2 separate regions of the Homo sapiens genome follow, and region 1 is linked to region 2. A link is a contact called in ENCODE Hi-C or POLR2A ChIA-PET data. All regions are on one chromosome and are shown on one strand. The core of a region is the stretch at or near the end of the contact, and the rest is flanking DNA. Distances in the headings are between cores, read along the strand shown. Region 1 overlaps CCNY (cyclin Y). Region 2 overlaps CCNY (cyclin Y).

The links. Hi-C counts contacts between places; a loop is a spot of excess contacts on that map. ChIA-PET counts read pairs that join two places held with the same protein, here RNA polymerase II (POLR2A).
Region 1: a loop to region 2 is called in a map of IMR-90, with 2.0 times the contacts of the local background. The contact joins two enhancer-like sites. A Hi-C loop is called at or near these places in 2 of 168 maps with a recorded cell type or tissue (B cell and IMR-90). POLR2A ChIA-PET finds 5 or more read pairs at or near these places in 2 of 52 experiments (OCI-LY7 and activated T-cell).

The regions. Positions count from the first base shown.
Region 1 is chr10:35,514,551-35,520,712 of GRCh38, forward strand. It overlaps CCNY (cyclin Y), which reads left to right. Exons shown (of 10, transcript NM_145012.6): 4 at 1,973-2,073. Among named protein-coding and RNA genes, the nearest start is that of GJD4, 88 kb to the right of the region's middle. RefSeq lists enhancers at 2,794-3,294, 3,295-3,795. Within about 2 kb of position 3,066, at least 7 of the 41 ENCODE cell types and tissues checked have a DNase peak (open chromatin) inside an H3K27ac peak, as active enhancers do.
Region 2 is chr10:35,416,573-35,423,363 of GRCh38, forward strand. The region is part of intron 1 of CCNY (cyclin Y); the gene reads left to right. Among named protein-coding and RNA genes, the nearest start is that of CCNY, 83 kb to the left of the region's middle. Within about 2 kb of position 5,124, at least 15 of the 41 ENCODE cell types and tissues checked have a DNase peak (open chromatin) inside an H3K27ac peak, as active enhancers do.

The DNA.
Region 1 (6,162 bases), core at 1,816-4,315, 96 kb after region 2:
TGGGACATTCTCTGTATTCTGAGGGTTCCCATGACCCCGTGCATCACTCTTCTTTCCCTGACTTTGTGGCTTATATTTTCTTAGGGAAACCATTTATTCTTTGCAAGCCCTGTTACATTTTAATCTGGAAGGAGTTTGCATCAGAGGAAACAATTGAAACCCACAAGAAACACAAATGAAATATTATTGTCCTTTTCCTTCATTGTTGGGATTTCTAAAGTTATCCCATATCTCTAAAAGTTTATTAACACCAGAAAAAATTTAATTAATTACTGACTTTTAATGTTAAATATGGTATCTGTGTTAAACATAGATTTTTTGTTTGTAGTAGATTTTACATCTGTAGGAAAAATTCCTTAAGCATTTTTAGTTTATCACCTATGGTAATAGCTGTTATTAGAGTCTGAGGCTTTAGTGCGTCTTCTGTGACTTACATGTGATTCTACAAGAGTTTAAAAAGAGGAAGAGAATTGGTTTAAATGTCTGGATTTTCTTAATGAAATGTGATTCATTTGATAGATGTTAAATGCCATGTGAAAACTGACATTTGACTTCAGACTTGAATTTCACAAGCGTTCTCTATGCCCTGTCCCCACATAGGCACTTGAGAGTGTAAGCCTAAGGAAAGAACCCTGGGGAGAGGCCTCAGCTTCTGAATTTTCCTGGTTGTGGTTCTTTCCTTCTAACCTGTTTGCTGTTGATGTGAGACTAGGGCTCCGAGGGTCAGGATGCTTCAGCAGCGCAGTGCTAACTGTGATTTAAGAAATTGGAACCCCAAAGAAGTAACTAGTATCATTTGTTATCTAGTTTTGAGAAGAGATTCTGTTTATAACATTGTTTATATATTTCTCAGACTGCCTCACATTTTCCTTACTTTATTACTGAGGAAACCTTATTAAATGAGAAATAAATTTTAAGATATTGAACAGGGCATTTGGTCTCTAACGTTGAGGCTTCCTTTACTAAATTTGTGAACTGTGTACACCCAGGGTGTGTTGCAGGCGGGCAGGTCAGGCAGAAGACATTGTGATCCCCAAGGGATTATTAAGTTTTTTTGTTGCTGAAAATGACACTTAGACATTCAACATAGCATCAGGCACGTGGAAACTTGTTTGCATAATTTAACTTTTTTTCTAGTTTGCTTTTGATCAGGAACTATCCAGATTGATGTGTACTAATCATATTGCCCGATTGTTGCCAGAAATCTATTTAGTGTTCAACTAGGTGTCATCAGTGTGTGCTATAAATTCTATTTACTTCACCAGTACCTTCTAGAAGGAATTCTGTTCTAAAGTTCTCCAAAGAGCCCAAAAGTTGTACAGTTATGAAAGAACCTGTCATAAGACCACACAAAGAACTATCTAAAGGTCATTCATTGGTTGTATTTTCAAAAGTATCAGATAATCTTCCCCTTTAAAACTTACTTTGTCCTTAACAAAGCAATATTTTTTCATTATAACTTTACCTGCTGAAATTCAAGCAGATTAACCAGGAGATTCTAAATTAACATTGGCTGCATTTTCCATGGCCCCTAAATCAACTGTATTTCAAGAGTAAGGAAAGTGGGTACAGTGGACACTTGTCTTGATCTTAGTGCGTAAAACCAGGCCACCATCTAAATTGCAGGCTTTTGTTAGTTTAGTAGATCCCATGTTTCATACAAGCCATGGGGCAGGTGATTTTTGTGGACTCTGAAACATGCTTTTTGATGCTTGATTGCAAGAGTTTACTGTTCTCCTGATGCAGGAAGTTAGGGACTAGGTGTGGTCCTGGTGACTTTTATATATGGAAGAGCAAGGAAGTTCATTTTATGAATAAAGTGTTTTTGTACTGTTCTTGGTGGTAATGTTGACATTTCTTGCTAAGACATTTTTCCTCTGTGGTCTTATCTCAAGTTAAGCGGGGGTGATGTTTCTTGGAAGAATTCTGAGCCCTGTGTAATTGCCTTAATCTTCTTGCTGTTGTTTTCTAGCATCCTCCAGGACAAATAGCAAGGAAATACAGTTCCTGCTCCACCATTTTCCTAGATGATAGCACAGTCAGTCAACCAAACCTCAAGTATACAATTAAATGGTGGGTATATGGATTTATTTCCTTCCTTCCTTCCTTCCTTTTTTTTTTTTTTTTTTTTTTTTTTTACTTAACTGAATGCTTTTTCTGTTCCTTAACCTGACAGCTAAGCTGGTTGGTTGTGGGGTCTGGGAGTGATAAGATTGGATGGGTGGGAGTAGGGGTAGCACTGATAATTCAGGAAATCTTTTTAAAAAATGATTTTGGTAGTTAAGTGTGGGGTATTGAAATATTTTTACATAGTACTATTTACATTAAAAGACCAGAATCTTAAAGTATTTTAAATGTAGATTACTTAAAATATATTTTTTATTTTTGTTCATGCTTTCTACCCTTGCACTTTTTATTGAAGCCATCCTGGCATAACTCCACTAACTTTTTACCTTCTAAATAAAATGAGACTCCTATGTTCCCAGTTGGAGACCCGGGGCTCCAGTAGAAAGCCTGCCTGGCCTAGTGAAGGTACACTTGCCTGGGGTCTGGAGATCTGAGTTCTGACCATGGCTCTCTCACCAACAAAGAGAACGTGGGTGGGATCCTTTCTGTGGGGCCTTTAATTCCATATTTTTAAATGGAGTTTATAAGGGAGGAAGGAAGGGGGAGTCTTGGGATAAACTTCTTTCCCTTACGGTGCTTCAGTTTCCGTACTTTAAAGAGGGAGGGAACACTGGTTTTTCCTTTATTGTACCACTAGCATTATGGTAATAATGACCCTTGGCAAGTACTATAGAGAACCTGATGTGCTTGGGCCTGTGGTCAGCAGCTCAGTTTTAAAAAATCTGAATTTTATCTCTATACTTGTTTCAGAAAGCACACATTTCACAATACATGTCAGCATATGAAATAAGTGTTTAAATTTTAAATAAGGAGTATTCGTCCATTTCAGTGGGCCAGGTTTTCAGGCCTAGAAGCCCTGTTCTGAGTATGACCACATGTGATGATGAGTCAGGCAGTGAGGACTATAGCCATCTGTAGTCAGTGTCTGCTCTAGGCAGAAGGTGGAGGACAAGGCCGCTTGGGTAGAGGCTGCCTGTTGGCACTGCGCTTGTCAGGTTCCGTGCTTCCAGGATCTAAGTGGCAATGCAGCCTCTTCCTTACTTCCTCAGCACCGGAGTGCACGGGAAGTGACTAGTGGGCATAAACTCACACTGGCAGCACTCACAGAGCTCTGTCTTAGCTCCACCACGCATGCCCTTGCCTGAGCCACGTTTACCCTTGGGCTGTGGTTTACTGAGGGGAAATGGGGTGTGCAGTACCTTTGGAAGTATTTTCCAGATTAGGTTATTAGGACTCGCGGAGAGAAGTGGAAAGCCCTGAAGATCTGTGTACCACATGACTGTTGGCTTCTGCTCAATCTCTGAGGAGCCCAGAACAGAAGCTGCTAACTTCCCTTTAATCCTGGACTCCTCTCATTGGAAGCCAGGGCAGAGTAGCACAGTTTCCCATCCTGGGGCAGCGGGAGCTCTTGGGATTCACAGGTGGCTCTGTCTTAGTTGCTCAACACTTTCATCCTTGGACCACTTAAAATTGCCACTGGCTGTGACACAGACACTTAGGAGCCTAGTGAGAGAACTGTGTGACAATTTGATAGTTCATCGGTCAACTCTAGGAGGCACAAACACCTAAGTTAGAAATATGTTGTCTGTGTAAATCACTGTTTCTGGCCCTGGCTGCACCTAGGAGTCACCTGGGAGCTTAAAAACACACTGATGATTGAGGTCTCCTTACAGATCTTGATTGAATCTGGCTGAGGCATACTGTGGGTATCTGGACTTTTAACAGACTTTGATTGAATCTGGCTGAGGTATACTGTGGGTATCTGGATTTTTAACAGCTCTTGATTGAATCTGGCTGAGGCATACTGTGGTTATTTGGATGTGTAACAGCTCTTGATTGAATCTGGCTGAGGTAAATTGTGAGTATCTGGATTTTTAACAGATCTTGATTGAATCTGGCTGAGGTATGCTGTGAGTATCTGGATTTTTAACAGATCTTGATTGAATCTGGCTGAGGCATTCTCTGGGTATCTGGATTTTTAACAGATCTTGATTGAATCTGGCTGAGGTATACTGTGGGTATCTGGATTTTTAACAGCTCTTGATTGAATCTGGCTGAGGCATACTGTGGGTATTTGGATTTGTAACAGCTCTTGATTGAATCTGGCTGAGGTAAATTGTGAGTATCTGGATTTTTAACAGATCTTGATTGAATCTGGCTGAGGTATGCTGTGAGTATCTGGATTTTTAACAGATCTTGATTGAATCTGGCTGAGGCATTCTCTGGGTATCTGGATTTTTAACAGATCTTGATTGAATCTGGCTGAGGTATACTGTGGGTATCTGGATTTTTAACAGATCTTGATTGAATCTGGCTGAGGCATACTGTGGGTATTTGGATTTGTAACAGCTCTTGATTGAATCTGGCTGAGGTATATTGTGAGTATCTGGATTTTTAACAGATCTTGATTGAATCTGGCTGAGGTATGCTGTGAGTATCTGGATTTTTAACAGATCTTGATTGAATTTGGCTGAGGTATACTGTGAGTATCTGGATTTTTAACAGATCTTGATTGAATCTGGCTGAGGCATACTGTGGGTATTTGGATTTGTAACAGCTCTTGATTGAATCTGGCTGAGGTATACTGTGAGTATCTGGATTTTTAACAGATCTTGATTGAATCTGGCTGAGGCATTCTCTGGGTATCTGGATTTTTAACAGATCTTGATTGAATCTGGCTGAGGTATACTGTGGGTATCTGGATTTTTAACAGATCTTGATTGAATCTGGCTGAGGCATTCTCTGGGTGTCTGGATTTTTAACAGATCTTGATTGAATCTGGCTGAGGCATACTGTGAGTATCTGGATTTTTAAACCTCCCCAGGAGAGTCTCACAGGCAGCCAAAGTTGAAGACCCCAGATGGAAGTGGACAGCTACCCTCCCCTCCCCCACCAATGTCCCCCTGCCACTTTTAAATGAACTGCGGGTTAGAATGTAGAGAACAGAGAAGCTGAAGAGTAGGAACAAGCTATGAGACTTCAGTGTAGATTCTGGGCTTCCCTGATCCGAAGACATGGTCTCTGCACTGCACACATCTGAAACTTCTTCAGTCTGTAATTCAGTTGCTTTAAAAAGTATCTTCTTTTTCTTTTCTTTTCTTTTTTTTTTTTTTTTTTTTTTTTTGAGACAGGATCTCTGTCCCCAGGCTGGAGTGCAGTGGCATGATCTCAGCTCACTGTAACTCCGCCTCCCAGGCTCAAGAGATCCTCCCGCCTTAGCCTTCCGAGTAGCTGGGATTACAGGTACACACTACCATGGCCAGCTAATTTTTGCATTTTTTGTAGAGACATTTGTTTCACCTTGTTGCGTAGGCTGGGCTCAAGCAATCTACCCACCTTGGCCTCCCAAAGTGCTGAGATTATAGGCGTCAGCCACAGTGCCCAGCCAAAAGTATCCTCTTTTTAAAATGCACACTGGGAGCTGGGCAGGGTGGGACCAACTGAAGTAGAGCCATCAGAATCCTTCCCTGGAAATACCAGCATCTCACACTTGGTGTAGCTAAAGAGTCAAAAACATTTAGAGACATTAGCAGGTCCAGTTGAGTTCTTCAGCTAGAGGGTTGACAATATGAGAGGAAAGGGATACTCAGAAGGAAGAGTAGTGAAAAAGATAGGAAGTTGTGAAATCCACATGCCATCCCATTCTAAAATTTTGCCTACATCTTGCCCTACTCCTGTCCAAAGAAAACTCCTATTTTCTTTTTTGCTTTCTTTGCCTCCCGTTAACCCAGGTCCTCTTGCACCCTACTCCAGACATTAAAACTGATAACACAATCATTAATATTGTAGTTCAGCTTCATGGTGGGCATAAGTGAGCATTTATGGGCCAGAGTTGCTATCTGAAATCCAGTTACAAGGTTGTAACTGTGAGAAGAATGCCCTAGGTTCTAAACAGCGATTTATAAGCTGATTTTTGGAAAATAATCCACCTGTAAAGTGGGGATTGCCAGAAATAAACGTATTTGCAAATTCTAGCTGGGGATGGGTGGAGGGTTGAATGCTAATCTAACAGTGAAAGAAAAGCTATAAAAAAGT
Region 2 (6,791 bases), core at 3,874-6,373:
AATTGGACTTAATTGAGCAAATGGTGGTGAAGATACCATAGAACAAAAGATTTCCTGTTGCTTTCTGTGCTTTTTTATTATATGAAATGATGTGGCATGATTTATTTGGTTGTTACTGTCTGGTTGTGAACGTGAGCAACCTTTAACAGATGGCTGAAATGGGGCCCAGTTGGAAGGAGGGCCGCGGACCACCTGCTTTTGTGGCCCTGTTGCCCTGGAGATCACTCCAGCTGTGACTGTTGATGGCCTGTGGGGGCAAAATCAACTCTTCAGACAGGTGGCAGCGGGACTACACTCTAGACTAGAGGAAACCAGGGAAGAGAAAGCCCAGCCTGAGTGTAGCAGGAAAGAAACTGAAGTCTAGGGTCATTAATACTAGCCTTCATAACCCATCAAACAGTGAAAGTGTATTTCTTGCTTAAACAAAACCATGCAGATTAACCCTCCTCCATCCTGTGGCCACCTTCTTCAGCAGTAACACAGAGTCGAGAGAGGCATACTTACTGCCTTACTGTGGAAATGAAACACATCACTTCTTATGCTCCATTGTGGCCCTGGCTGATTGCAAGGATGACCAGGAAATGCTGGGAAGCACGTGGAATGCCAGTCTTTGCTTTGACCTCTCAGTACAGCTTTTCTGTCGAGGAGGTATTTAGAATCAGTCATCTTTGTGGATTGCAAAGAGGTGTTCTCATTCCACAGTGCCTTTCAGGGAGTAAGAGGACAAGCCGATCCCATTAGCTGTGGAGCAGAGTGGCCCAGAGCAGGGGCTCTGGCATCTGAGTCTCAGCTCTTGATTCACCACTTACCATGTGACTTTGAGCAAATCATTTAACTTTTCTGCCTTAATGTCACCATCTGTATAATGGGGTCACTAATAGGACTGTTACAAATATGAAATGATGTATGAGGGAAAGAGAAGTTGATGATGGTCAGTTTTAGCTAAAATGTTTGAGCATGTTTTTCTTTGTTTTAATAAAGGGGAAGGTTAAAACAAAACTCCTTAAGAGGTGTTTATAGACACCAGATGATTTGTAGAGCTTTTGGTCGTGTAGTTTTAATTCTAGGGTGTTTGCCTTTTGTTATTTCTTTTAGGTGTTTTAAGGAATCAGACCTGCATCTTTTAATGGCATTAATTTCTTTTAACTTGCATATTCTAATAATAATGAACAAGCCATCTATCAGAGCCCAATCTGTTATGCTCCAGAGAATTGTAAGAGATTAAATTACATTTTTAGGGGTCTCTAATCCTGTCTCTGGGTTGACAGAATTGGGAGAGTGAAGAGGAAGCTACCAGGAATAGTTCACCTCTCTAGCAATCTGTTCTCTTTTTTTCATCAGCTGTTTCCAAAAGCCTTCAGCAAGATGCTGTGTGACATTCAGCTGGTACCATTTCCAGTAAGTCTAAAAAAGCTCTAAGCCCAGGCCTTTTGGAATATGTCTCCTTTAGGAAAAATCATCAGTAAAGCTTGAGGATAAGACTTTTGAGTATAAAGTGGGGTTTATGCTGCAAAGTAGAAACTGAATCATTTAGCTTCAATTTTAGTGAAGGGCTGAGAGTTTATATAACAGAACTGCCTAAATGCTCTCTTTTATATCAGGGCTTGTGAATATCAACAGCAGGGAGCAGGGAAGTAGGAAACTTTCTTCAGTGACCTGGATGGAGAGTTTAGTGAGCTTTTTCTACACCAAATGTGTAGCTGTGTCTGCCTGTAGCCGGGGGTGGAGGAATGAAAAGGCTGAGAAACCCCCACCCCCGGCTTGATCACCACACTTTCTCAAGGAAACCTGTACTGCAAAGCTCTCTTCTACCAGGAGGGAAGATGGAGAGAACAAGATAGAAAAAAACATGCCCTTGCTTGAGCCTATGGAGAAATTGGGCAATCAGTTTTCATCTATGAAGCAGTGGGAGCCATGTCCTACGGACAGAATTAAATGTGTCCTCTTGTCCACAGGCCCTCTCCTGTGCATTCAGGTGGTGTGGTCGTGGTGCCCCATAACAATGATAACAGATGGGGTAAGCGGTAACTGAGAATATGCCTCCGTTGCTCAGAGTAGAGGGTGCTCAAGTGTAGGGGGCGTATGTGGGGGACAGTGGAGGTAGAGCGAGCACAGCCTAGCAATTCCCAGTGAGGCTCTGGAGTCAGAATGCCTGGTATGAACCCTGGCCCTGTTGCTTGCTCATGTGAGGTGTGATGTAGGCGGTTTCTTTCACTCTGCTGTGCTCAGTTTCTTCATCTGTAGAATGGGGATATAATAGTAGTTTTTTTTTTTTTAATCTCTCTGTCACCAGGCTGGAGTGCAGTGGCGCTATCTCTGCTCACTGCAACCTCCGCCTCCTGGGTTCAAGCAATTCTTGTGCCTCAGCCTCCCGAGTAGCTGGGATTATAGGCACGCGCCACCACACCCAGCTAATTTTTGTATTTTTAGTAGAGATGGGGTTTCACCATGTTGGCCAGGCTGGTCTTGAATTCCTGACCTCGTGATCAACCCGCCTCCCAAAGTGCTGAGATTATAGGCATGAGCCACCGCACCCGGGTGGGATATAATAGTATTTATGTCCTATTGTCCTTATGAATTAATGCATGTGAAGTAGTTAGGATACTATTTTGACATACTGTGGGTGCTCAATTGTATTACTATTATTTGGGAATTCTTGAAGAACAGTTAATTAAAAAGTAGGTTGAAGTTTATTGTGAAGCATCTCTAATGTGGTTTGATGTGAAGGAATTTGGGCTTATCCTTTGAGCATTAAAAATTTTAAGCAAAGAAATGGTATGAAGGAAGTGTTTTAGAGGTATTGAAACCCTGGCAGAATGGCACAGGTTGGATCCGAGGTAGAAAGAGAAAGGTGGTAGGAAGGCTGACGGGAGAAAAAGTAATCCAGGTATGACCCAGGGTATGTGCTAGGGTGGTGGCCATGGACCATGAGGGAAGGACTGGGTTGCATTAGACCGTTCCTTTTTTTTTTTTTTTAGCAATCTGGAGGATTTTTAAGGTGATAAGTTATCGGTCTGAGGAAGTTATTGGATAGCTAATTTGGAGATAATTCAAAACTAAACCCCATTAGATATACAGCTCATTTTAGTTGCATATCAACTCATTTGATATACAACTCAATTAGTCCTACAGATTGATTTTAACTGCTTTATCTCATGTCTCTCTTTATATACGTTTACGTAAATATATGTGTGCATTTATGTGTGTGTGTGTGGTATATAATACTTTAGGTTTTGATACTTTTAGGTCATTCATACAGCATTGTGACTGCTGAAATTAGGAAATAGGCTGACAGATTACTAATTTCTAGGCAAACTTTATAATTAAAAGAAGAAATAGATATGGCTGTAATTTTTTTTTTTTTTTTTTTTAGTACAGTTCAAAATAAATGGTGCCCTTTGGTCCTGCAGATGGTTTCTTTCTTATCTAGTTTTTTCTCTACATGAAAAGTTTTGCTGACTCCTGTTCTTAATTTTCTATTGTTCTTAATTTAGGTCCTATGTCTGTGCTTGCCTGATTTTTCCTGTGACTATCTTTTACAGATAAAATAGTGGAAGAATCATCATGTATATAAGTTCAAGAAGTTTTCATTAAGCTGCTAATTTCCTAAAGAAATCTGGATCATGGTGCATCCTTTGTTTGTGTGTGGGAGGATATAGTGATACTGAATGAATCATGTCTTGCTCTGTAGCAAGAGGAATATTTGGTAAAGTTGATGTTGTTTGCTTTGGTGAGCAGTGGAGGTGGAGTGGGATCCGACCCCAGTGGCCCTAAAAGCAGCGAGCCCTAGAAACCAGGCCCACCTGGGTTTTCCTGGCTCTCTCTCACTTGTGCCCTCTTGTTTCTCATGAAAATGTGAAGCTGCTGTGATATTTTGGGGTCTCTGATTTGGCACAGGTAGCTTTTCAGTGACTTTGCAACTACTCTTTCTGCATATCTTCAGTTTGAGATGAACATGTTTGTGCAACTCAGCAACTCAGCACCTGATGGGGATTCTGGAGAGTGCACTGTGGGATCTAGGATCACCTTACCCAGTTCCCAATGACCAATTCATGAGGAAGTCGCAATCTCACACCAGAATCTCACTGGAAAACAAAATCAGACTCTCACCTAAAAAGTAGGGACTGAATATGAAGTAAACTTTTTTAAAGCAAATATGTTTTCAAACCGCAAAAACAGATGCTTTCTTTTGGCAGTTTTGCTCATCAAACCTAAGCTGAATGTGAACGGAGACTAATTTTTAACTGTTAATTCACAGCCTAAATGGCAATGAGTCTGAATTCTAATTTCAAAATCTTATTTGAACTCTGTGTTTGGCTGACTGAAGTGAAAAATGTATTGTTGTTTACTGATTCAGAATCATACCCTGCAGCATTTTAAGCCAATTTTGAGCAAGTCATGGCCAAGTGTAAATTTGCGTACTTAACATTTATTTGTTAGTCACACAGCCAGCCCAGTGGATAGGCCTGTTTGAAGTCAGGCTGTGTGCACCTATGCCAGTGCCGGCTCTGCTTTGGGGTGGGATTTTGGGTGTAGGACGAGGTTCAAAGGACCTGGCTGAGGACGGCCACACGGGTTGGACAGGCCGCTTCTGGAGAAGCCCACTCAGGTGTTGTTCCTGGATCACCTTTCTAGGCCAAGTGTAAAAGGAGAGGGAATTTCTTTGTTAAATTCATTCCTGGTTTCAGGGCCCTTTTGTTACCTTCTCTTCCACATGAGCTCCCGTCTCTGTGCTGCAGGAAGTTCAGAGGCACGGTTTATCATGGGTGCTTGGCACCACTCTCTCTCTAACTATGTGGATCCTAACTCCAGTCTCCTGATGGTCAGCTTGACGCGGGTTCACTGGATCAGTGCCTTCCAGTCCTGGGCAGGTGCTCTGTTTCTGTTATTCTAGAACCCCCGACCCAGGGAACACAGAGCTTGCTGGTCTGCCTTCATTTTCTCACCTCCAATTTAAGACCAAGTAATTTTATTTTGCCTTCATTTGGTATTTAGAAGCGTCGGGTGGCTTTTGTCAGGGACAGTTTCATGCCTCTCTGGCTTTTGTCCGTGTTGCCTGGTGCTCTTCTAGCTGGCCCTGCTGACTGGAGTCTGTGATGGACTCCCATTTTCTTGAGCTGAGTCACTTGTTTTCCTCCAGGATGCCGTTCCCTACAGCTCATCCTGCTTGTTTTCACTTACTTTCCTGTTTTCTGCCCTTGCTCTTATATCCAGGCCTGTTAGATCTGAATCTAGTCATTCTGCTTTCTCTTCAGAGGTTTCTCTTGACAGTAAATATAAATACAGTAATTTCTGTGGGCCAGATATGGTTCTCAGTGTTGGGTGAATTTTAATTCAGTCTCCGTAACAATCTTAGGTGGATACTCATCTCCATTTTGCAGAGGGGAAACTGAAGCACAGAGAAAGTCACTGCCCCACAGTCATCAGGGTGCCAAGTGGAGGAGTCAGGGTTGAAGTCAGAAAAGCTGGCTCCTGAGCCTGCACTCTTAAATGCTATTCTATATTCTTTTTAAAACATTTTTTTGACTTATTTTGTATTCTATAAATATTTTTGACTCATTTTTCCATCTAATTTTACACCTTTCTATTCTTTTAAAATTTTTTTAAAATTTAAATTTAAAACCTACAGTCGTCAATAAAACATTATTCTATATTCTTGCTGGCTCGTGGCACCTCAGCTGTCTGGAATCTTCTATGTGGCCTCCTTGATCCCGGGATGAGTTAGCTTTTTCATATGATATTCAGCTACAATTCTATATAGGCAGTTGTGTTTTGAAAAAAGCATTGGACTTAGCATTAGATCCGAGCTCCTGGCTGCAGTGCATGACTGATTGTGTGGCCTTGTCTAAGCTCTGTAACCTCTCTGACCTGCGTTTCCCTGTCTTGTAGTATGAGCTGACTCGTGGGCATTTGAGAAGATTAAATGTGAGTAAGTAGCAAGGTACTTGACACATAAAGGCAATCAGAAAATGGCAGTTATTGTGCTTGTAATTTAAAAAGTTGAAAGCTGTTATAGACTTTCAAGATATGTTGTTTTATGTTTACATTTAGTCAGTTAATTCTGGTTTATAATTGATTAGGCCAAGAAGAGAGGTCTCTTAATCAGCATTCCATTAGAGATTTATTTATTTATATTTGCTTATTTTTTTGTCATTTAAGAGTTAAAGGAATAGAGAGAATTGTGCCATTTAAATGAAATCTTTTTAGCATTAGTTACGTGTTAGGATGTCTGTTTATCCTTCATGATTTTTTTGTTTTATTGCTAAAAAACATGGACTCATTTAATTGTCTAGCTAGTAAAAGGCCTTTATAAAATTTTTCTCTAAGAGCACAATAACATAGTATTTGCTTTTATTTAAGTGCAGTCTTTGTAACTGACTTTACATTTTGTTAGATGGTACTGAATCAACCACAGTTACTGCTTTAGTTAATAGCACTGAAAAATCACTTGATTTGTGAATCTATTTCTAGTGTTTTGTATGCTGAACTCTCCACCTCCCCAGTCTCCTAAAGTAAAATGACTAGTTGTCCTTTGGTGGTGTTTAGTCTGTGTGATGTTTGCCTTTAATTCATTTCCACTTTTTTTTATAGAGTCTTTTTTCATTTATTTAAAAATTTTCGGCCAGGTGTGGTAGCTCACACCTGTAATGTCAACACTTCAGGAGGCCGAGGCAGTTGGATTGCTTGAGCCTAGGTGTTCGAGACCAGGCTGGGCAATGTGGCAAAACCCCGTCTCTACAAAACATGCAAAAATCAGCTGGGCATGGTGACGCGCACCTGTATTCTCAACT